3 separate regions of the Homo sapiens genome follow, and all the other regions are linked to region 1. The links are chromatin loops, found by intact Hi-C in ENCODE. Cell type or tissue: dorsolateral prefrontal cortex. All regions are shown on one strand. Region 1 holds the start of CHRM4 (cholinergic receptor muscarinic 4). Region 2 overlaps AMBRA1 (autophagy and beclin 1 regulator 1). Region 3 overlaps CKAP5 (cytoskeleton associated protein 5).

Region 1 (8,000 bases):
CCTCCCAGGTTTAAGCAATTCTCCTGCCTCAGCCTCCTGAGTAACTGGGATTACAGGTGTGTGCCACCACACCCAGCTAATTTTGTTTGTATTTTTAGTAGGGATGGGGTGTCACCATGTTAACCAGGCTGGTCTCAAACTCCTGACCTCAAGTGATCTGCCTGTCTCGGCCTCCCAAAATGCTGGGTTTGTGGGCGTGAGCCACCATCCGGCCAAGGTGGTCCAAATTTGGACCTGCCAGGCCTTGTCTCTGCTGTCTCTGGATGGTGCCAGCCACCCTCCCCAACCTCCCCACCCCCCATTGGAGGCCCTTGTCAACACCTCTCTGTCCCCACACCAGCCCCTTTCCTTAGAAAGCCCTTGCCCAATGACAGAGCCTCTCTGGTAGTAAAACCTTTGCAGGCCCCTTACACGTCACAAGGTTGTGGGGTCACCAGGGCAAAGATAGGGGCAGTCCCTTTTGGAGATGAGGAAATAGGTTCAGAGAAATTCTGTTACTTGTCTGCTGACCTAGTGGCATCAAAAGCAGAGCAGAGAAACCACCAAGTCCCCTTGTTCCCAATTCAGCTCTCCAGGGTTCCACCGTGGGTTCTTGGGGTTGGGAGATTGAGAGAGGTCAAAAGCCCTTCATAACAGGGATTGTGGAGAAATTAAAGTGACTTTGCCTGCCAGCTTCTGGAAGAGCTGGGGTCAGTAGCTGGAGGCGTGTCTTGTGTATGCAGCCTCCCGCCCTTGGCCTTGCTTGTTTTCTCATCTGACTGTTTTAAGGATCTATCTGCCTTCCTCCTCCACAACCCCCACCTCCTCTTAGGAGTATCACACTCTTCTGTGCCCTGGGAAGGATATGGCAAAGTGGAAGAAGTGCAGGAGTGCCGTCTTAGGGTCTTATGAACCAACTTTCCTTATTTGTGAAGTGGGGCAAGAAGAGTAGTGCTTCTTTCACCCCCAGTTATGAGGTCTTGGGAGACCCGATCATTCATGTAACAACAGAAGATGGCTTCCTACTCTAGCCAACCAACCCCAGCCCTGAAGTTCCCAATTCCGACCAACCCCAGCCGTCGCGCTCGCGAGCTCTGGGGACCCGAACTCCACTTCCGGGTTCCGCGCGGAGAACCCCACACCAAGAGCCCCGCAGCGCTGGCTTCTACTCGAGTTCCCTCCCATTCTCTGCCAAGAGGCTCCTGCCTCTCCTCCACCGCCGCCCCCGCAATCGCCCTCACCACCTCCGGCCCTCGGGGGAGGGTCTTGAGTTGTTTCCCCGAGAGAAGAAATCAGACGTCTTAAGCTTAATCAAATGTTTGCGATCAGAATTTGGGGTTACAGGCCTCGGTCCTGGGCGCAGTGGGGAGCGTCCGACCCCGGCGGTCCCCCGGAAGGGCGCTCTCGGAGGGAGACAAGCGCTGGAGCGGAATCAGGCAGGCGAGGCTGCTGGGCCAGGGCGCGGGGAGCTCTCCGAGGTGCTGAAGCCGCCCCAAGGTCCGCCCAGCCTGGGCGAGGCCCGGAGTCCTGAGGCTACGGCCCGTGCGGTTCCCAGCGACCTCTGAGATTGGCTGCCCGCTCTCCGGGATCTTGTCCCGGGCTCCGGCCCCGGCGACCTTGGGCAACCGACTGTCCCTCACAGGCGGCGGTGAACTGGCGGTCCAGGCTGCGCCTGGACTGGCGGCGCGTCCCATCCCAGGGCTGGGAGAGCAGGGGCGCGCCCCTTCCCCGGCCCGGAACGCTGAGCAGGCAGCCGAGCGGGTGCGGGCGAGTGGTCCGCGGTGGGCTCTTCTCTCCCCGGCCGAACCTCTCCAGTCCACCCGCTCCTGCGCTTCCCCAGGCCCCGACGGCGCCCCTCCTCGCGGGCGGCCCGGCCGGCACGCAGCGGCGCGGCTGGAGCTCCCGGCCCTCGACCCCGACGGATCCCTGGCGGCGCAGCCCGCCCCACCCACCCGCAGCCTCCCGCTGGGGTCAGACTCCCGCGCCTCGCGGCCAAACCGCCAGCGGGGCCACGCAGGGCGCTGAGGTCCCGGAGAGGCGCGAAAATAGCTCAGGGTCCCGGGAGTATGGTCAGGGCGGAGGCGGGAGCGCGGCCGGACCCAGCTGCCAGCTCCTTCCCCAGCCCGCGAGGGGGCGCCGCGTCCCCATGACAACGCGGACACCCCCACCCCCCGGAGGGCAGCGCCCCCTGCTCCCCTGCGTCGCTGGCCGTGGGCGGCGCCCTCTGTGCCCAAGCAGGGAGCTGCCGGCCAGCCCCCGAGAGGGGCGCGGACCGCCGGGGTCTCCGACGCCTCGGGTGTTGACCCCCGCGCGTCGCCGCCGGGTGACCGGCCCGGGGCGGGCGGCGCGGCCCCGCCACGATTGGCTGCTTCCTCGTGACATCACGCGGCTCGGGGAAAAGTGCGAGCGTGAGCGCGAGTCGGAGCCACAGCGCCGGGAGCTGCGGGCGGAGCAGGGGCCGCCCCTCGACACCCCGTCCCCGCCCCCGGCCCTCGGCCCGGCCGCCCGCCCCGCCGGCCCGCGGGGCCGCGCGTCCGTCCCGCCGTCTGTCTGGCGCGAGGGGAGCTGGGCAGAGGCGGCGGGTAAGTGGCTCCGCGGCGGCGCGGGGGCGGGGGGCTCGCCGGGAAGAGCAGGAAGCAGGTCCCCGGGACGCTCTGAGGCTCCCCAGAGGTGGGTTCGACTGGGACAGGGCGCCAGACCCCCTCCGGGGCGAGCGCGGGCCGGGAGCGGCAGTGGGCCGGGGCTGGGGGACCCCGCTGGAAGCAAGGCCGGGGGCTCTCGGAGGCTTCTCCAGGTGCGCCCGGGTGCGCCCGTGGGAAGGGGTGGGCATCCAGGATGTCGGGGGCGGGGGATTGCCCGCCCACAGACCCCACGGAGCCAGGGGCAGCCGTCGGGGGTGGGACCCTGTACTCCAGCCCTCCCACTGGCGGCTCAGCAGGGCGCCGGGCGCTGAAGCCCCAAAGAGCCCTTTTCCCGCCGTCTCCCCGCCCTCCCTCTCCCTCCACCCCTTTGCCCCCGCGCTGCCAGCCCACTCCGGCCCCTGGAGTCCTCCATCTACGACCTTGAGCCCCGACGGAAAACACCCCTGCCCTCCCCGACACCCCTCCCCCGCTCCGGTACTACCCCCCTTTGCTGCCCAGCCTCCAAGCCGGGGTCCTCCAGCTCCAGGCCCCCTCCTCCGGCCCCGCAACGGAAGTGTTGGGCACAATGTCGGTGCCAAATCTTCGCCTCTCCCTCCCTTGGACTCTGGAGTCTCCTCTCCCGCCCCAGGGACAGATCCAGGGGCCACAGCCTTCCCAGAGCCATGGAGTGAATGCCCAAGAACCGAAGACCTACACCCCAAACCACCCCACGGGCGTGCGGAGCACCCCCTCCGGTCTCGCCCGGGGAAGAGGGGTGTCGAGGACTCGGGAAACACAGTGCCCACGCCCAGAGGCTGCAGGAACTGCGTGCTAGGGGCTTGGAGGGAGGGCGGGGCACCCGAGAGCCAGGGCTCCTTCGACCACGGCGGAGACATGGAGGAGCCTCCAGATGGCCTAGGAAAACACGGCCCTCGAGGCCCGCCCGACCCTAGCGTGAGAAACTGGGTCCCCACTTTGGTCACAGGGGCTAGACAGTGCCTCTGGGGTAGGGTGCAGGGTGAGGAGAGAAGGAGGACAAGAGTCTTGCACTCGCCTGACCCGAGCTCTGTCCGGGCCTCCGCCTTGTGGGTGCACTGCGGATGCCCTCTCGCCGCGAGAATGGGCGGCTTTTGGCAATAACGCCTCTTAGGGGAGTTATTAGAGCTGAGCGTGCCTGGTGTCCCTCAAGGCCAGGTTGGGCGACTCTCGCAGAGGCCCCTCGACAGATGTCAGTCAGAGGCTAGGACTCTGCCACATCTTTAAGGACTTGGACACCTCTGGGCACCGGGCTAAGACGGCGTCCCAAAGTTAGGTGGCCCGTCGCAGGCAGCCCCTAGTAGTCTGGCCTCCTCGCCCGCACAACCCTTCACCCACAGGCCAGGTGCAATCCCGATGCAGGCTCCTGGCCCGACCCTCTACGCGCTCAGGCGGACAGCTAAGGTCTGGCTGAGTCTCCGGCAGGGGCGTTTGGAATGTGACCGGTCACCCACTCTCGGCCCTGCATTTGCTTGTGCATGCAAGTCCACAGGTGTAGAGGCACCCGAACCGTGTGCATCCTCCCGGCCACAGCACCCTAGGCACGCACACGCATGCACATGCACGTGTGCACACGGCGCGGCATGCTCACGCGCTCTCACGGGCGGACTGGTATCCAGGCGTGGCCGTGCGCACACACACGCACATGCATACAGCTACTAGCGTCTACTCGCGCTCCCCCGTAGGCACACACAAACAGAACTCGCACTCGCGCTCCCGCCCACACGTTCCTCGCAGGGTGCCGGGTGGAATCCGGGCTCCCTCAACTTTCCCACCCGAGAACCCCGCGCGGAGCCGAGGGCAGCTCTGGGGCGGCGTCCGACGGGGCCTGGCGAGGGGACCCCGCGTCACTTCCCCGGGAGGCTGTGCCTGAGGGCTCCTCTGGGTTCGCAGTCGCATTGGAGTTGGGGGCGGTGGCCAACGGCGGCCGCACGGTCTAGGTCCGGAGCGGGCACCAGGGACCGACATTGCCATCTAGCGGTGCGCACAGCCCCGGCGGCGGCGGCTCGCTCCCCAGATGCCAGGCGTATCTGGATTCCAGGGAAGGCGCCAGAGGGGGTCGGAATGTCTGCGGGTGACCCCGAGGTGTCCAAAACGACGACAGCTGGGGCGGGGCGGAGTCGGGGAGACCCTGAGCCTCGCCCTGTCAGCACCTGGCAGCTCCCTCACGCGGGCCAAGAGCAGGACTTAATCACCGGCCATCCAGTGGTCCCGGCTCAGCCCAGCCGCCAGGATCTGGGAGAAGACAAGACATCGCTTGTCTTCTGGGAAAGCTAAGTCGAGAAGCCAGCAGGAATGTGAGGGGACCCTACCCAAGCCTCACCTGGACAGTCCCTCAGTTGTGTGGTTTTCGGGTCGAGGGGAGCAGAGGCAGGAGGTCAACTCTGAGCAGTAGCACCTTGGACTTTAAGAAGGAGCTTCCCGGGTTCTTCTGCCCCCACCCGTACTTCCTAACCTGGTGACTTTGGGCCAGTTGATTAACATTATCCTCATCTATAAGAGGATATTTACATCTGTAAGATGAGGACACTAATAATACCTGCCTTTTCAGGCTGTTGTAAGGATTAAACCAGATAATCTATATTAAAAGCTCAGAGGGGTTCCTGACACGCAGTTAACACTCAATAAACAAGAGCTATTATGTTTTCACATTCTGCACTTCTAGCCCCGTTTGTTATCATCCTGCTGCCCTGTATCCTGCCTTGGGAGGCTGAAGTGAGTTTCCTTGGGGCTGGCTGACTGATTACTCCTGCCTGCCCTGTCCCCTCCTCCACGTGAGTGATTGGGGGAGGGCAGCCTCCTGGTGCTGGAGGGGACAGCTCAGAGAGTGACACCTGAGCTTCTATTTCAGAGGCTCTCAGAGCCAAATGGGGTTGTCAGGGACCCCAAGAGAGGGCAGTATGTGGTCTTTGCCCTTGACTCGTTGTGTGACCTTGGGGGTGACAACACTTGCTCTCAGCCTCTCCTCCTACGAACCAAGGATTTAGAACAGGAGAACTTGAACTATCAGGCTAGGAGGCTGGGTCTGTATCTGCGACGGTGGAATAGAAGGGCTGGGGTCAGACTTGGGGCAGTTACCCTGGCCCTTGGCCCCAGCCTGCAGTACATTTTTGTGTTTATGTATAGAGATCAAGTTTAGGTGCCAATCCCTATAGCTGCTGGGGAGGATGTCCCAGGACAGGATCCTCTCTATTCTGCAAATGAGAAAGAGGTGCAGGAAGGGGCAGTGGATCGTCTCAGGCCACAGAGCCAGAGCCCAGGCTGCGGGTTAGTGCTCCTTCCTCCACAGCCGGCTGCCGCGCCCTCTCTTCCTCTCACACACAGACGCACAGAACTGCGTATCCGACCATGCCTGCTGGGCTGGCGTGGCTGTGATGGGCCCGCGTGCGTCTGTGGAGCGGTGTGTGTGTTGGCGGGTGTGAAGGAGGCTGGGCTGAGCGGCTGCCCTGGCACTCAGAGCTGGCGTGGGCCTCCCTCACATGGAGGGAAGAGGAAGAGGGGGAGGAGAGCTAAGAGGAGCCTGGTGGGAGGGAGGGCAGGCTCAGGGAAGGGCCTGTGGTGGGGACTCCAGCTAGGGCGCCGCCCGGTGTGCGGAGTGGACTGTGGAGGGGAGAGGCGGCCCTGGCAGCCCTTCTCTTCCCTCTGGGACAATTCTTTCACCTCACGGGTCCCCAGTTGGGCCTCAGGGTTCTCTGACAACCTAGTGACCCCTGCACTGCCTCCCTCCCAGCTGCATGCCCTGTGGCTGGAGCTGAGGACTCCTTGAAGGGGATGTGACAGTTGCAGGTACCTCCTGAAGCCCCTTCTGCAGGGACTCTCCTCCTCTCTGGGGTGCCCAGCTCCATGCACCGCCTCTGGTCCCCTGCAAAGCCTTCTGGCTCCTGGAGCTCTTTGGCCTCCTTCAGCCAGAGCTCTTAAGTTACGGGACTGCCTTCCTCTCACCACCTCACCCCGCACTTAATCCCACCAGCAACATAGTGCAAGAAGCCGTGAAACCTTGGTCAGGCTTTTAACAGCTCCGTGCCTCAGTTTCCCCATCTGTAAGTAGTAGAGAAAAAATGGTATCTACCTCATAGGTTTGTTATGAGGATGAAATGAGTTAACACTATAAAAAATGTTGCCAGGCATGATGGCGCCTGGAGTCCCAGCTACTCAGGAGGTGAGAGGATGGCTTGAGCTCAAGAGTTCTAGACCAGCCTGGACAACATACCAAGACCCTGTCTCTACAAATAAATAGATAAATAAATAGACACTTTTTTTAAGTGTCAAAAGTGCTTGGCACTTAGTAGACCATCAGTGTTAGGTGCTCATACATACCCCGATTATTGCCTTTGTCCCAGTGTCTTCTACAGGGGTTGGAGAGCAGGTGTTAAGAAATGACCGAATGGGTAAATGGATGAACAGAACACCTCCCTCCAGAGCCCACATGCTCGTGGGCCTCTGGGACCACTCTCCTCCTCCTCTTGCTTCCCTGAGCTCCCCCAGCACTGGCCTCTGTCCAGGCCTTGCGCTGCCTCCAGGCCTTTGCTGTGGCTACTGCCCCTGGCAGGGCCACTCTCCACAGCTCCTCCTGTGGCTGGCTCCTCATCACCCAGATGACCTGGTGGGTGAGGCCACCTAGCAAGGAGTCATGCCTGTCCTGCCTTCTGACTCACTCTCTCATCACCCTGCCTTTTTTTTCTTTTGTGGCTCACGTGTTTGCATGTCTCCCCCCATGAGGCAGGGGGCCATGTGTGTCTTATTCACTTCTGTAGCCACAGCACCCTGAGCAATGCTTGCCACATAGTAGGTGCTCAATTAATGTTGAATGAATGGGCAAATGCGGGATGGCGGGACAGAGTTCTCTCAAGGCATTCTGCCAGAGAATGTCCCTCTGTCACCTTGAATCCAGTGTACCTCCAGATGACTCCCCCATTCCCTCCTGTAGTTCATGCTTTTCTCTCCCCTTCCTCCCCAGACACGGCCTACCCACCCCTGGCAACCAACATGGCCAACTTCACACCTGTCAATGGCAGCTCGGGCAATCAGTCCGTGCGCCTGGTCACGTCATCATCCCACAATCGCTATGAGACGGTGGAAATGGTCTTCATTGCCACAGTGACAGGCTCCCTGAGCCTGGTGACTGTCGTGGGCAACATCCTGGTGATGCTGTCCATCAAGGTCAACAGGCAGCTGCAGACAGTCAACAACTACTTCCTCTTCAGCCTGGCGTGTGCTGATCTCATCATAGGCGCCTTCTCCATGAACCTCTACACCGTGTACATCATCAAGGGCTACTGGCCCCTGGGCGCCGTGGTCTGCGACCTGTGGCTGGCCCTGGACTACGTGGTGAGCAACGCCTCCGTCATGAACCTTCTCATCATC
Region 2 (8,000 bases), 56 kb before region 1:
TTTGTGGATTGATAGCTCATTTCTTTTAGCATGAATAATATTCCATTGTATGGATGTGCCACAGTTTATCCATTCATCTCTTAAATGAAGAACATCTTGGTTGCTTCCAAGTTTTGACAATTATGAATAAATAAATAAAGCTGCTATAAATATCCATGTGTAGGTGTTTGTGTGGACATTAGTTGTTTTTTTTTTTTTTTTTGAGACAGTCTCGCTCTGTTGCCCAGGCTGGAGTGCAGTGGCGTGATCTCGACTCACTGCAAGCTCCACCTACTGTGTTCAAGCGATTCTCCTGCTTCAGCCTCCTGAATAGCTGGGATTACAGATATGCGCCACCACGCCCCGCTAATTTTTGTATTTTTAGTAGAGATGGGATTTCACTATGTTGGTCAGGCTGGTCTTAAACTCCTGACCTCATGATCCACCTGCCTTGGCCTCCCAAAGTGCTGGGATTACAGGCGTGAGCCACTGCGCCCGGCCTATATTAAGTCTTGAAGTTGGGTTGTGTCAATCCTCCAATTTTGTGTTTTCCTTCCATATTGTGTTGGCTATTCTGGGTCTTTTGCCCTTTCATATAAACTTTAGAATCAGATTGTTAATATTCACAAAATAATTCAGGATTTTGATTGGGATTGTGTTGAATCTGTAGATCCAGCTGAGAAGAATTGACATTGTAACAGTACTGAGCCTTCCTATTCATGAACATGGAATATCTCGCTAATTTAGTTTTATCCTTTGTGATGTCTTTCATCAGTTTTGTAGCTTTCCTCCTATAGACCTTGTACATATTTTGTTAGATTTATACCTAAGTTTATTTTTTTGATGCTAATGTAAGTGGTGGTGTATTTTTAATTTCAAGTTCCAGTCATTCATTTGTTCATTGCTGCAATATAGGAAAGCAGTTGACCTTGTATCTTGAAACCTTGCTATAATTATTTAATAGTTACTGGAGTTTTTTTGTTGATTCTTTGGGATTAGACAGTGATGTCATCTGGCAACAAACAGATTTCTTCCAATCTGTATACCTTTTATTTACTTTGTTTTGCGGTGGGGGGTGGTTTCTGATTGCATTAGCTAGGACTTCCAATATGATGTTGAAAAGTATTGGTAAGAAGGGGCTTCCTTGCCTTGTTCCTGGTCTTAGGGGGAAAGTATCTAGTTCCTCACCATTGAGTATGATGTTAGTTGCAGGTATTTCATATTTCTATTTTCTGGAAGAGACGTTAGAGAACTGGTACAATTTCTTCCTTAAATGTTTGGTAGAATTTAGTGAAACCATCTGGGCCCAGTTCTTTCTGTTTTAGGAGATTATTAATGATTGCTTCAATTTAATAGATATAGGCCTATTTAGATTATTTGTCTCTTGTGTAAATTGTAATATACTGTGTCTTTCAAGGAAAGTTAGTCCATTGCATGTAGGTTTTCAAATTTGTAGGCATACGGTTGTTCATAGTATTCCCTTATTGTCCTTTTGGTGTCCATGGGATCAGTAGTGATGGCCCCCCTTTCTTTTCTGGTATTAGTAATTTGTATCTTCTCTCTTTTTTCGTAGTTGGCCTACCTAGATGTTTATTGTTTATTGATCTTTCAAAGTTTTTGGTTTTATTGATTTTTCTCTATAGGTGATTTCCTGTTTTCAGTTTCATTGGTTTCTGCTCATGTTTTTCTTCTGCTTACTTTGGGTTTAATTTGCTCTTTTTCTTCTTTCTTATGGTAGGTGCTTAAATTACAGATTTTAGATCTTTCGTCTTTTCTTATACATGCATTCAATGCTATAAATTTCCCTCTAAGCACTGCTTTCACTACATTTCACGAATTTTGAGAAGTCATGTTTTCATTTTCATTTACATTTAATCCAAAATATTTTTAAATCTCTCTTGAGACATATTCTTTGAGCCATGTGTTGTTCAGAAATGTATTGTTTAATCTGTCAGTTTTATAGGATTTTCCAGTTATCTTTTTATTACGGATTTCTAGTTTAGTTCTCTTGTAGTCTGCAAGTGTAATATGTATTATTCCTTTTCTTTTGTATTTGTTACATTGTGTTTTGTGGCCCAGAAGGTGGTCTGTCTTGGCCTGGGCTGTTTTCAAGGAGAAAGTTGCCAAATAGTATAGGGCCTAGACAGTTTATTTTAATCTTCAGATTAAACACTTCTCTCTCTTGGCCCTGGCACACTATTTGGGCCAGTCTCTTACACAAGGACATCTCTCTATAAGCTGTCTGTTGATGCTGATGTAAGTAGTAGTGTAACTGTAGATGAAATACACACAGAGATTGGAGTAGATGACAGATATAACTTTAAAGGCCATTTATTAGACACTTAGTATTTGCCATCACTATTTATTTATGTATTTATTTACAAGATGGTCTGGCTGTGTCACCCAGGCTGTAACTGTAGATGCAATACACACAGAGAGTGGAGTAGATGACAGACATAATTTTAAAGGCCATTTATTATGCACTTAGTATTTGCCATCACTATCTATCTATCTATCTATCTATCTATCTATCTATCTATCTATCTATCTATCTATCTATCTATCTATCTACAAGATGGTCTGGCTCTGTAACCCAGGCTGTAGTGCAGTGGTGCAGTCTCAGCTCACCGCAACCTCCACCTTCCAGACTCAAGCTATCCCACCTCAGTCTCCTGGGTAGCTGGGACTACAGGTACACGCCACCACACCTGGCTAATTTTTGTGTTTTGTGTTTTTGGGTTTTTTGAGACAGAATCTTGCTCTGTTGCCCAGGCTGCAGTGTGGTGGTGCGATCTCATCTCATTGCAACCTCCTCCTCCTGGGTTCAAGCAATTCTCATGCCTCAGCATCCCAAGTAACTGAGACTACAGGCACACACCACTATGCCTGGCTAATTTTTGTATTTTTAGTAGAGGTAGGGTTTCACCATGTTGGTCACGCTGGTCTCGAACTCCTGACCTCAAGTGATCCTCCTGCCTTGGCCTCACAAAGTGCTGGGATTACAGGTGTGAGCTACTGCGCGTGGCCTTTTTTTTTTTTGCGATAAGAGTCTCACTCTGTCCAGGCTGGTTACAAATTCCTGGGCTCAAGTGATCTGCCCACCTTGGCCTCCCAAAGTGCTGGGGTTATGGGCGTGAGCCACCATGCCCGACCACTTTGTATTTATTGTCTTAGTAAGTTCTTCCAACAATCCTGTAAGTTGTAGGTACTATTATACCCTTTTCTACAGATAAGGAAACTGAGGTTCAGAGAGATTAATTTATACAAAGTCACACTATAGTAGATAATGACAGGAAGTGTCAAAATCTGGTCCAGTTGATTCTGAAACCTGTATTCTCAAAACAAACAAAAAACAAGCCGTAAGATCCCATTGGCAGATATGGAAAATTGAAGTTGTAATGCTGTGCCTTGGATTAGTTTCTTTCCATGACTATAACAGCATCACTTGTTAGCAGCAGACATTCTAGTAGTGGTGCTAAGAGCACCTACCCTGGAGTTAAAATGTAGGATATGTTTATCTAGCTTAGCATTTCTCAACTAGGAATGATTTTTATCCCCAGAGGACATTCGGCAGTGTCTGGAGACATTTTTGGTTGTCTCAACTATGTGGAGTGGGGTGCTACTGGCATCTAGTGGGTAGAGGCCAGGGATGCTAAATGTTCTGCGATGCACAAGACTCTTCACACAAATAATTATCTGTCCTAAAATTTCAGTAGTGCAGAGGTTGAGAAACTCTGAGTCTAGCTTGTTCCATTCTGTCATTACTACATGGGAGAACCTTGAAACCTTAGAAATCCCTTAGCAGTCTCTCAGGATTTGGTTTCTGAGGCTAAGTGCCTCGTATGTAAATACTTTCTAGCTCAGTCCATTAACCCCCTCTGGCACATTTCCTGCCTTCATCTTAGTGGCCAGAGGCCTACTAAATGGTTGGGGTTGTTTTAATAACATCAGGCTTTTTCCTCCTGTTGTTTCCAAGAGACAGGCTCAGTTGGCCTACAGTTCTTGAAGAAAAGAACCTGGTAACAGTACTCTAATCTGTTGCTGGCATCTTTAGCTCCCTAATCTGTGTTTATATGACACAAAAAAAATGACTCTCCTTGGTGCCAGGCTTCATTCCTCCTCAGCACCCTGGCACCATTGGCAGAGAGCACCTCCCCAGTCTCTTCCACACAGTGGCAACCCTACATGTTGATTTTATGGCACAGCTGTTCTCCAGAAGATGTTTCTTGAGACATGGACAGTACAGGATGCCTCTGGAGCCGGGATTTGGGAGTCTTAATCATTTGTGTTCCCATTTGCAGATCCACAGTACTCAAAAAGCATCTGGTATTATTCCTTAACTGTTTTCCTGTTTGTAGTTCTTATCCCTTCCCCCAGAATAAGCTCTTAAAATATGAAGTTTGTTTTTTCAATTTATTTTCTACCCTCTCTTAGCAACTAGCATTTTGTTCATCATGTACTGAGAAAATCAACTTACCTTCTATCATTTGGGGTTGTTAAAAGCTGGAGAAAATGATAAGGAGCTAAATTAATTTGAGAGACTAGTGGTCAAAGGAGGGTGTCAACCATCTTGATAAGCAAGCCCAGGAAACAATTCGGAAACTCAGTGGAACTGAGCCTGGATCAGAATGAAATGGAATAATTCCTTCCAGGGAAGTGGTAGACCTTGTAACTAAAGAATGATTTTCATTATCAAAGAGGCATAGAAAAATCAAGAAAGTTCCTTTTAATAAAGTCGTTCAGGTATCTTACCCTCCTCATGACCCAGAGGTTCAGCAAAAGTCAGATATAATTATTAAAGGGGAATTTTCTGTGAAGGTTAAAGCAAGGGTATATATTTACCTCATCTTATGATACGCCACAGGGACCTCAAATAGAGATTTGAGGTCAGTGGACTCACTGACAGCACACCCCCAAATGCTGTCATTCTCAGGTCTCAGGGAGAGCATGACTGGGCTTATGTCTTTGAATTTGCAAGATTTTAAAGGATGTCTTGTTTTGTGGGTATTCATTTATCTAGAACGGTTTGTTTTAGCCTTTATTCCATTATTGTCCTCCTGAGGAACCTTTTTAGACATTTTTTCCCTACTTGTCTCTCCTCCCATGAAATTTTAATATCACAGATACAATGTGTATCTATTTATATACTCTGATGCTTTGGAGGGGAACAAATGATTACACTAAGTTTTTTTTTGTTTTTTTTTTTTTGTTTTTCTTTTTTTTGCCCCTTTGAACCAATTTTTACCCCCATGGGGATGATATTTCCCATGTTGAGAATGCATGATCTAGAAGTATCATCATTTTGGAAATGAACTGTTATTTGTACTTTTCCTTACAAATTGAAAATGAGACAAAGACAAGACTGTCAATAAATTAATGCTGAAAAACAGTCTTCTGACACAGTGGCCAGCAGCAACCGGAAGAGTGCAGAGAGTACTTTTCTCATATTTCTTGGCTTCTATGAAGGTTTTCTCTTTGAACCATCTCTTGATCATTTGGGGAAAGAAAGGGACACCAGGAGTAGCAGTGCAATAAATGCCGCTCTCTAAAAGAAAAAAACTACAGTTCACAAGATGCTTTTGCAGTGATGTGCAGAGGAGGAAGACTAGGTGATACTGAAGAATCTGGGTATGAAATTGTCCATTTTTCCAAGGCTGGTAAACTCTAACAAGTTCAGTTTTTCACAGTAGCCTTTGATTTACAGCTGAGAATACCATTTAGGTTAGCTAGCATACAAGAATGTTCTATTCTTCCAACAGGGTTTGACTCTGTCTGATCAGAAGGAGGGTGGTTGTGTATGAAATGCACCTCAGAAGGAGGAGGAGGAAATGACATGTTCATGTAAATGAAATACAACTGCAAATTAAAGTGTCACCCTGTTAAAAAAATCCATTTTTTATTTAATTGGTTACCAAGGAAAAAAATGTCATACAGAAGAATATATCTCAGAGAAAGTTAAACCTGGAGATGTTACAAGCAAATGTGGATTCAAGGAGGTTCTTAGGGGGTAGGTATTATAAAAGATGGCCTTAATAAAAATATTCTGATGCTACAAAGTGAGGCTCATAAATTTTTATTGTGTTACGTGCCAGGGGTCCAGAAGAGATGAATGAATATTACCTTATTTGTTTTTTACTGTCTGTTTCTATCCAATCAGCTGTATAGTAGCTGCCTCTTCCCTGGAGGAAGCCTGTTTTTGAGATGTCCTATTAGGAAGAAAGTGATAAAGGAGGAGATACTTTGTCTGAAAGAGTGCTGCTTACTATCAGGATGTCCAGGGACTGAAATGCTGCTGGCTTTTCTGTGTTAATGGTGTCTTCCCATTTTTCATTTTTCTTTTCTCACATTTTTGTGAAAATTCACCTGTCTCTTTTAGATGTTGAGCCTACCAGACCATGTATGTACAGTACCTGCCACGTTGTTGGCACTAAGTAAATGTTAAGTAACAATGGGAAGGACTGATGAATGGGATTATATTTCCACATTGAATTGTTCCCTGGCAAACATGCCTGGTTTTTCTTTGAGACAAAGACTTGCCAGATGGGACTCATTAGCTTTCTTCAGCCATAGTCTAGTTTTTCCTCTTCTCTCCCCACTACTAATCCCAGTATTGTTTTATGTTTTGCAGTGGAAACGTGGATAAATAATATAATGTGCTGTCTTTGACTTCTTCCTCATAAGGGGCAGTGATCGGTGATGGACAGTCTGCTGTGGCCAGTAACATTGCCAATACTACCTACCGGCTCCAGTGGTGGGACTTCACTAAGTTTGACCTCCCTGAAATCAGTAATGGTAAGTCAATGTCAAATGGGGGTATCAGTGGAAGGGTTATATTTGCTGGTGAGCCAGAACTCAAAAATTCATGGAGCACTGGGTTTTTCATCATCCTATTGAGCAGTTGTTATCTACATGCCATTTCTGCACCTCTTCTGTAACTTTCTTTTCAGGTCCATTAACCAGATATCAACCATACCATACACTTAAGTCTATTAAGATCTGGATTAATCGAGTTTAATTAACATCACTGTAGTCTTTCCTAAAAGGGTCACAAGGTTTAGCTCTTGGATCCTACACTCCCTTCTCTTTCTCTTCTTTTCAGTTCCACCTAAACTTTAGGTTTTGACCAGTGAACTACTAGTCCACAAACTCTTCAGAGCAGAGAAATCTTTGTTTTTGTGTCTACTTCAGTACCTTACATTGTTTGCTGCTGAGGGTGGGTGCAAGACATGTTTGCTGAATTGCTTAATTGAGAGTTACAGGCTGGGTGCGGTGGCTCACGCCTGTAATCCCAGCACTTTGGGAGGCCAAGGCAGGCGGATCACTTGAGGTCAGGAGTTCAAGACCAGCCTGGCCAACATGGTAAAACCCTGTCTCTACTAAAAATACAAAAACTAGCTAGGCATGATGGCATGCACCTATAATCCCATAGGGCTTAGTTGTTCATATCTGAAGCTGAAATTTTTCTATCTTGTCTGTGTGATATTATAAGACTTTGCCAGTTGCCTTAAAATAATTAAGATATTCTATGTCTGTGGCATTTCCTGATATGCCAGTTTTCGTATCTTTATTCATCTCAATGGTATGGTTGATATCTGATTTACAAACATGACTGTTTCAGTTTCCTTGCTTCTAGTGAAGTCTGCAGTCCACATCCCAGTTGTTCTATTGGAATCACAACATTTTAAACCTCTCATTTCACTTTCTACCTCGTGAAGGGCTCTCTCTTGCACATTTCTGAGAGGGATGGTCCAGCCTCTGCTTGACTGCTTCTGATGATAGACCACACTGACAAGGTGGCCTGACCATCACTGCTAGATTTGTGTTAAAATATTCTTTCAGCCAGGTGTAGCAGCTCACACCTGTAATCTCAGCACTTTAGGAGGCTGAGTTGGGAGGATCACGTGATCCCAGGAGTTCAAGACCAGCCTGGCCAACATGATGAAACCTCGTCTCTACTAAAAATACAAAAATTAGCTGAGTGTGGTGGTGCATGCCTGTTTTCCCAGCTACTCGGGTGGCTG
Region 3 (8,000 bases), 420 kb before region 1:
ACTAAGACAAAGCCTTTTATAATATATACTTTCATAGCACCAAGTTGCTTCTCCTTTGTAGTACTTAATGCTTTGTTAATTTTAAATTTATTTGTATTATAGCTTAATGTCCCCTCCTGCTGGAGTGTAAGCTCCACAAGGGCCAGAGCTGAATTGATTTTTATTTATTAAACACCTGTTGAATAAATTAATGAAAAAAGAATACCTCAGTAAAAATGTCCGGAATCTACTAGCTGAAATTAATATACAGTGTAATATAAAGCTACCTAATGATTATACAAAAATAGAACCAAAAAACAGCATATACTTTGGAGACGGGGCAGTTTCATCAGGGTGATTTCTCATGTTTGAGTTATCACATCTTTAATACAATATTATAAAGAAGTAATAATTCTTAGATACAATGTGAGATTCATTTATAATGGCCTATTATGAATGGCAGAGTATCATAAACACTAAACACTTGTAAGAAGTTTATTAGCTAATCTTTTTTGAAAACTGCCAATTTCTTAAACTCTTTTTTCATTTCTAGTCATGGGGTCCTTTGTTTACATTACCTGACATAGGATATTCATTTCTATTCTCACACCCTCCCCCCCCAGATTAATAGTAGATGATAATATCATTAAATTATGTTTTGTTTCAAAATACTACTTTTCTTTTAGCTGTGGAAAGCAAGGTTAAGTGGGTATGAAGAGGCCCTGAAGATCTTCCAGAAAATAAAGGATGAAAAGAGCCCAGAGTGGTCCAAATTTTTAGGATTGATCAAAAAATTTGTCACTGATTCCAATGCAGTGGTTCAATTGAAAGGATTAGAAGCTGCACTTGTTTATGTTGAAAATGCCCATGTAGCAGGAAAGTAAGTACTTTCTTTCCAACTTTACTGATAAAAACCCCTGTTTGGTGTTACATAATGTATGTTTGTAGATCACTGTCCTTAGTTATTAGCAGTTTTAGAATAGATGAATTTTCTTACTTTCGTAGTTTCTTGATACTTGTTTTTCATTCAGTCTTTATTCTCAGAAATCTAAATGGCACATGAGATCTGTAGAGGAGTAAATTAGAAATAATATTTTGAGGGTTTACCTTAAGGTTTGATGACCAAGTGGTTTTCCTTTTAAGCTTTTTGTATGGGAATTATTCTAAACTAAAAGGAAGAGTCTTTAGTAACTTCAAAAAGAAACTGAGAGATTGTCAGTAAAGGAATTATCAGAATTTCACTGAAGACATTTGGGCATTATAGAAAACTAAATTTTTTACAAGGGTTGTTAGATAGGTGATGTTAGAATCATGTCTTTCTCCCTTTGTTCATTAGGCATTTTTATTTCTTGGGGGAGGTAATGCTTACTAAACAACCTCAGTGACTCCTGGCCAGTTTAACTTGATCTGTGAATGACAGATTTCTAGTCATCCTACTATCCCATACCTCATAGACCTGATTTTCCTAACTCTAGTCTCTGTGTCATTGAAAGGAACCCTCCATACAAAAAAAAAAGTTGAAACACTTGACTTAATTGCACAAGAAATATATACTTGACTTACTTCAAAGATTATACCAATAAAGATCATCATTAATTTGACAATTTGGTTAACTGGCATCACTGGGTTTCCTTTACCGTTAGTAAAACTATCACTTTTTAATTTCTCTTCTGATACTAGAAGCGGTTTTTTGATAAATGCTGCATGTAATCTCAACCCACTCAGTTCTTCTGATTCCCGGTAGTGTAGGTTTCATTTCATTTAGAGGAGATTCAAAGCAGTAAAGTTATTGTAAAGTCTTATTAAGGAGTCAAGAGTAGTCTTTTATTATTAAAGGTACATATCCGTTCCCTCTGTGAAGAAATTCTCTTTTCCTAAAAAGTGTTTAAAACGACTTAAAAAATTTTTTTGCCCAGATGCAGTGGCATGTGCCTGTAGTCCTAGCTACTCAGGAGGCTGAGGCAGGAAGATCGCTTGAGCCCAGGAGTTTGAGGTCACAGTGAGCTATAATCCCACCACTGCACTCCAACTGGGTGACAGCACAAGACCCTGTCTCTCTCTCTTTTTTTTTTTTTTTCTTTTTGATACACAGTTTCGTACTTGTTGCCCTGGCTGGAGTGCAATGGCGCGATCTTGGCTCACCACAACCTCCACCTCCCAGGTTCAAGTGATTCTCCTGCCTCAGCCTCCTGAGTAGCTGGAATTACAGGCATGCGCCACCACACCTGAGTAATTTTGTATTTTTAGTAGAGATGAGGTTTCTCCATTTTGGTCAGGCTGGTCTTGAACTCCTGACCTCAGGTGATCCACCCGCCTCAGCCTCCCAAAGTGCTGGGATTACAGGCATGAGCCACCATACCCGACCAACCCTGTCTCTTTAAAAAAAAAAAAAAAAAAAAAAAATTGAAAGCAAGCATTCTGTAACCCTACTTTTGTAAAGTATATTTGTATGTCCATATACACACACACTTAGAGAAAGGTCTGGAAGGAGGGATATCAAAAAGTTGAAAGTAGTTTTCTCTGGGTGGTGGGATTTCAAGGGATCTTTAATTTTTTGTTTGAATTTTCTACATTTATAAACTGTTACTATGCCTGCTATGACATGTCTTAAAATTTTATGTTTAACGTTAAGTTTTTAAAATATTCTTGAACATAAATTTAAAAATTAAAGACTCATTTACTGTATTTCTAGCATTTGTAAAAGTACTAGTACACCCCCTTTCCGTGACCTTTTTCCAATTCTTACTACTTAAGTGGGATTTTTGTTCTTTATAATATGTTACAGAACCACAGGAGAAGTTGTGTCAGGTGTTGTAAGTAAGGTGTTCAATCAACCTAAAGCTAAAGCCAAGGAGCTGGGCATAGAGATCTGTCTTATGTACATAGAGATTGAGAAAGGAGAGGCTGTTCAAGAAGAGCTCCTGAAAGGCTTGGACAATAAGAATCCCAAGATCATAGTGGCCTGTATAGAGACACTGAGGAAAGCCTTAAGGTAAGACTTTGTTTTAGCTTTGTTAACTAGAGCAGCAGTCCCCAACCTTTTTGGCACCAGGGACCAGTTTCATGGAAGACAATTTTTCCATGGAAGAATTGTGTGTTGGGGGGATGGGGGGGTCGTTTTGAGATGAAACAGTTCCACCTCATAAGGAGCATGCACTCTAGATCCCTCACATGTGCAGTTCACAGTAGGGTTTGCACTCGTATGAGAACCTTAATGCCCTGCTGATCTGGCAGGAGGCAGAGCTCAGGGGGTAATTCTCGCTTGGTAGCTGTTCACCTCCTGTTGTGTGCCTGGTTCCTAACAGGCCACTGTACTGGCCACAGCCCAGGGGTTAGGGATCCCTGAACTAGAGTATCTCAATTGAGTTTGGATTCCGGGTTTAAACAGAAATGGAAACTGCAGAATTTGACTTGGCATGCCAAAACAAGCAAGAAAGTGACCTGAATAAGGAAAGTCATTCCCCAAGTGTGGCACTTCATGTTGACTAATTTTAGCCTTCAAGTGTGTTGTGTAGTTATTTTATCTGAATCCCTTTCTAATGAAGATGAATAGAGATTTCTGACCTGTTATCAGATTAAGAATTAGGCTTTTCAGTTGGGGGCAGTGGCTCATGCCTGTAATCCCAGCACTTTGGAAGGCTGAGTTAGGAGGATCACTTGGGGCCAGGAGTTTAAGACCAGCCTGGGCAAGATGGCAAGACCCCTGCCACTATAAAGAAGCTGAGGTGGGGAGGATCTCTTGAGTCTAGAAGTTCTAGGCTGCACTGAGCTGTGATTGTGCCACTGCAATTCAGCCTGGGTGAGAGAGCAAGACCCTGTCTCTTTAAAAAATAAATAAATATGGCCAGGCTCAGTGGCTCACTCCTGTAATGCTAGCACTTTGGGAGGCCAAGGCAGGCAGATCACAAGGTCAGGAGTTTGAGACCAGCCTGGCCAATGTGGTGAAACGTCTCTACCAAAAATACGAAAAAATTAGCTGGGCATGGTGGCGCATGCCTGTAATTCCAGCTACTCGGAAGGCTGAGGCAGGAGAATTGCTTGAACCTGGAAGGCAGAGGTTGCAGTGACCCAAGATCATGCCACTGCACTACAGCCTGGGTGACAAAGCAAGACTCCCTCTCAAAAATAAATAAATAAATACATTTTAAAAATTGGCCTTTTGGTGGAAAAGCACTGAAAAGAAAAGTACTGGCCTTTTGTTGGAAAACTACTCCTCAGGGTATTTAAGCAGCTCTTTTTCTCTTGCTATCTTAAGTATAGACTTTCGAAGTCTATACTTTGAGATGTTGGCTAAAGATAAAGTTTGTGGACTAAAGCTAACCTTTATTTAGGTGCCTTTTTAGTAAAGTAGAAGCAAATGCTATATGCCTTTAAAGAGACGCACAGTGAAAGCAAATAGAAAAGTAACTTTTGCTCTTATGTAGTAAGTTCTTTTCAACCCTAGACTTTCTTGTTTGGCCATGAAATTTTTCATGAATAGGATCTCTTTCAGGAACAAGTGGATGTAATTTGCTATGGAAATCTGAATTAGACAGATCACTAGTTTGTTCAGACTTGGCAGTTCTTCTAATCTGGTATCCTGTCCCCAAGTACTGTCTATATCAGATATTTTAGAAAGCAGCTGTAGTAAAATCCTCACGGAATGAAGATCATCCATCTCACCTCTCATGATTTTGTGTATGACCTACATCTTGGAGAAAAATGTTTCCTTTGGTGTTTATCTTCTGTGAAAGTATAAAAACTCTTGTATTTTGTTGAATGATCTTTGATTTATAGGTCTTTAATATTGTTTTTTGCTTTGCTCATAATGTACTTTTATAAAATTTGACTTGCTTAGATTCTTACGTGAATGAAGTTTCCTTGTTTCTAGCCTATTACAATATAGTAAGCAGATGTTTTTCTGAGTAGTAAACAGTATGCTCATTCTATTATCTTAGAAATTTAGTGACTCATCTTAGTTATCAGAACTATGCTTATATCAATAAATCTTTTGTGTCCTTAGTGATGTCTAAATTTTAAAAAATACTGTAATCTTTTTTTTTTTTTTTTTTTTTTTTTGAGACAAGGTCTCGCTCTGTCACCCAGACTGGAGTGCAGTGGTACGATCTCAGCTCACTGCAACCTCCGCCCCTGGGTTCAAGCGATTCTCATGCCTCCAGCCTCCTGAGTAGCTGGGACTACAGGTGAGCACCACCACACCCAGCTAATTTTTTTTTTCTTTAATAGAGATGGGTTTCTCCATGTTGGTCAGGCTGGTCTGGAACTCCTGGCATCAAGTGATCCCACCTCGGCCTCCCAAAGTGCTGGGATTACAGACATAAGCAACCGCACCTGGCCTATAATCTTCTACCTTTAAATTACAAGTTTCTAGTCTGGAGTGCTGTGTACTCTGGTTATTTCATTTTTTAGCTAAACTGGGAGAATAAGGGTAGGAAAATAACAAGTTACGTATATCTCATGTTTTCTTCATAGATGTTGTTATGTAGTCCCATCCCTGTGTGGTTCTTTATTTGTCCTAAAGCATTTCAGAGTCTATAGTTTAACTAGGTAGCTCTCTGGGACCCTCAAGAACCTTGAGGCCAAACTGCTTGATCCTGGGTTCCAGAGCTTGCTAAAGCTTTGTTAGTGAGAGCTTCAGGTGACCAGAAACATTTGTGGTACCTAAAACAGGTTTCTAGTACCCTTTTGTGTTTTCTATAGTAATACGTTTAGTATCAAAATTAGGTTTTATTTTATTAAGGTGTCTATTTTCCATGTGGACTTGCTCCATCTTTTTTTTCTTACAGAAGGAGGCCAGGATAGAGAAAAAAGATTCAGATGAAACAGTAATAATATATAGGAAGATTTAAGAAATCTCAAATGTTAGGTTCTTCAGGCACCATGTTAAATATCCCTAAAACAAAATGGTTTATTGCCACTATAATTTCTTATTTTTTGTTTAATCTTAAAGGTCAGCTGAGCCAAGTTAAAATGTAATTTTTTTAATAATATAAAAGCATTTTAAAAAATCTTAGAGATTATGTAGGTTATTCTCATGATATTTGTACTTAAACTATATCACATAGCCAGGTATCTTATTAAAAATTCTTTTTTTATTGTGCCTGTAGTCCCACCAACTCAGGAGGCAGGAAGATTACTTGAGCCCAGGGGGTGAGGCTGCTGTGAGCTATGATTGTGTCACTGTACTCCAGCCTGGTTAACAGAGTGAGACACTATCTCAAAAATAATAATAATAATTAAGGCCAGGAGCAGTGGCTCATGCCTGTATTGTCCCAGCACTTTGGGTTGGGAGGCTGAGGCAGGCAGATTGCCTGAGCCCAGGAGTTCAAGACCAGCCTGGGCAACAAGGAGAAACCCCGTCTCTACAAAAAATACAAAAAAAAAATTAGCCGGGCATGGTGGTGCCCCTCTGTAGTCTCAGCTGCTTGGGGGACTGAGTCTGGAGAATAGCTTGAGCAGGGAAGGTCGAGGCTGCAGTGAGCTGTGATCATACCACTGCATTCCAGCCTGGATGACATAGTGAGACCCTGTCTCCAAAAAAGTAAAAACAAAAACCAAGAAAAAAAAATCGTTGGAGTACACTAGTAGCTATTACTGAGTAATTTTGTTGCATTTGCTCACATGAGATAAATTTGTGCACATTAGATAATAGATAAATAATAATTTGGGTCCTACTACTCATACAGAATTTCAGTGTTCTTTCATAAATAAATCTCTCCTGCTCCAGAATCTGATACTCACAAATGTTAATAGTGATATTAGATAGCTAAAATTGGCCAGTTGGGAACTTGAAAATGTAATCTATGACAGATATGTAAGGTTAAACACACTTTTTTTTAATTTTATTTTTTTTTTGAGACGGAACCTTGCTCTGTTGCCCAGGCTGGATGGAGTGCAGTGGCGCGATCTCGGCTCACTGCAACCTCTGCCTCCCGGGTTCAAGCGATTCTTCCACCTCAGTCTCCCAGGTAGCTGGGATTACAGGCGCCCACTATCGTGCCTGGCTAATTTTTGTATTTTTGTAGAGACAGGGTTTCACCATGTTGGCCAGGCTGGCCTTGAACTTCTGACCCCAGGTGATCTACCTGCCTCAGCCTCCCAAAGTGCCGGGATTATAGGTGTGAGCCACTGCGCCTGGCCAAATATGCTTTTTGAAAGAAGTCAAAATGCAACATTTTCCCCATAGAAAACTGAAGTAAAGAAAGATTTAAGATGCCCAGAGTTATAGTGTGATAGCCACAAAGTCAGGAACAAAATATTGCCAAGATTTGTGATCTATCTAGGTAAATGAATCACTTTAATTATAGGAGCTATTAAAGGTTTATTAAAAGTAGATTTCATTCATGTAAATATTTATAAACTAGTTTATATTTGTAAGCTTTTATATGTATATACATACATATTTGTGGTATTAGGCTGGGTGTGGTGGCTCACGCCTGTAATCCAGCACTTTAGGAGGCTGAGGCGGGTGGATCACCTGAAGTCAGGAGTTCCAGACCAGCCTGGCCAACATAGTGAAACCCCATCTCTACTAAAAATACAAAAATTTGCTGGGCGTGGTGGCGCATGCCTGTAACCCCAGCTACTTGGGAGACTGAGACAGGAGAATCACCTGAACTCAGGAGGCAGAGGTTGCAGTGAGCTGCAATCATGCCATACCACTCTAGCCTGGGCAACAAGAGCAAAATGCCATCTGAAAAAGAAAAAAAAAGGGTATTAAACATGTTGATCCTTTATAGGTTTTAATTATTCCTAGTCTGCTTACCTAGAAAGTTTGTTTAAAAATGGTAATATTATTTTGGGCCCTACACATTAAATAATATTCTTAGAAGAACAACACCTTAGTAGGTAAGCAGTTATGAGTTCCTTTTCTTTTGTTGCCTTAAAAAAAACTGAACTTATATAATTCTTCTAATATGTAGATATGGAACTATGTTTGAATGAAGAAAAGCTAATGCTTTATTTAATTGCATTGCACGTTGACAGTTTTTTCCCAATTTTTTACTTGTAGTGAATTTGGT

Evidence for each region. A loop is a pair of places that touch in the nucleus more often than their neighbours do. Peaks named below come from ENCODE experiments on the same cell type or tissue, not always from the same donor. Only the 100,000 strongest peaks of a DNase experiment are listed, where the experiment ranks them.
Region 2: it touches region 1 in a loop (5-fold over the local background); 2 of 110 quality-filtered maps call a loop at or near these places.
Region 3: a loop joins it to region 1, with 3 times the contacts of the local background. A loop is called at or near these places in 4 of 110 quality-filtered maps.

The regions. Positions count from the first base shown.
Region 1 is chr11:46,386,180-46,394,179 of GRCh38, reverse strand. It overlaps CHRM4 (cholinergic receptor muscarinic 4), which reads left to right and starts at 2,404. Exons shown (of 2, transcript NM_000741.5): 1 at 2,404-2,649; 2 at 7,594-8,000. The coding sequence starts at 7,623. RefSeq lists enhancers at 616-1,390, 2,908-3,511, 3,512-4,117 and silencers at 2,044-2,093, 2,274-2,363, 4,343-4,552, 4,583-4,642. In dorsolateral prefrontal cortex, CTCF peaks have their summits at 1,443, 2,195, 4,404, 4,605 (motif pointing left) and 1 weaker place; DNase peaks (open chromatin) are centred at 1,479, 2,372, 4,609, 6,038 and 1 weaker place; H3K4me3 peaks cover 4,564 bases; H3K27ac peaks cover 5,291 bases; H3K27me3 peaks cover 3,898 bases.
Region 2 is chr11:46,442,259-46,450,258 of GRCh38, reverse strand. AMBRA1 (autophagy and beclin 1 regulator 1) reads left to right here. Exons shown (of 18, transcript NM_001387011.1): 12 at 6,661-6,771. Among named protein-coding and RNA genes, the nearest start is that of MIR3160-2, 5.5 kb to the left of the region's middle. RefSeq lists an enhancer at 3,697-4,198. In dorsolateral prefrontal cortex, a CTCF peak has its summit at 3,594 (motif pointing left); no DNase peak of the experiment used is centred here; H3K27ac peaks cover 668 bases.
Region 3 is chr11:46,811,169-46,819,168 of GRCh38, reverse strand. CKAP5 (cytoskeleton associated protein 5) reads left to right here. Exons shown (of 44, transcript NM_001008938.4): 3 at 666-859; 4 at 2,765-2,971; 5 at 7,991-8,000. Among named protein-coding and RNA genes, the nearest start is that of CKAP5, 31 kb to the left of the region's middle. In dorsolateral prefrontal cortex, no CTCF peak of the experiment used is centred here; no DNase peak of the experiment used is centred here.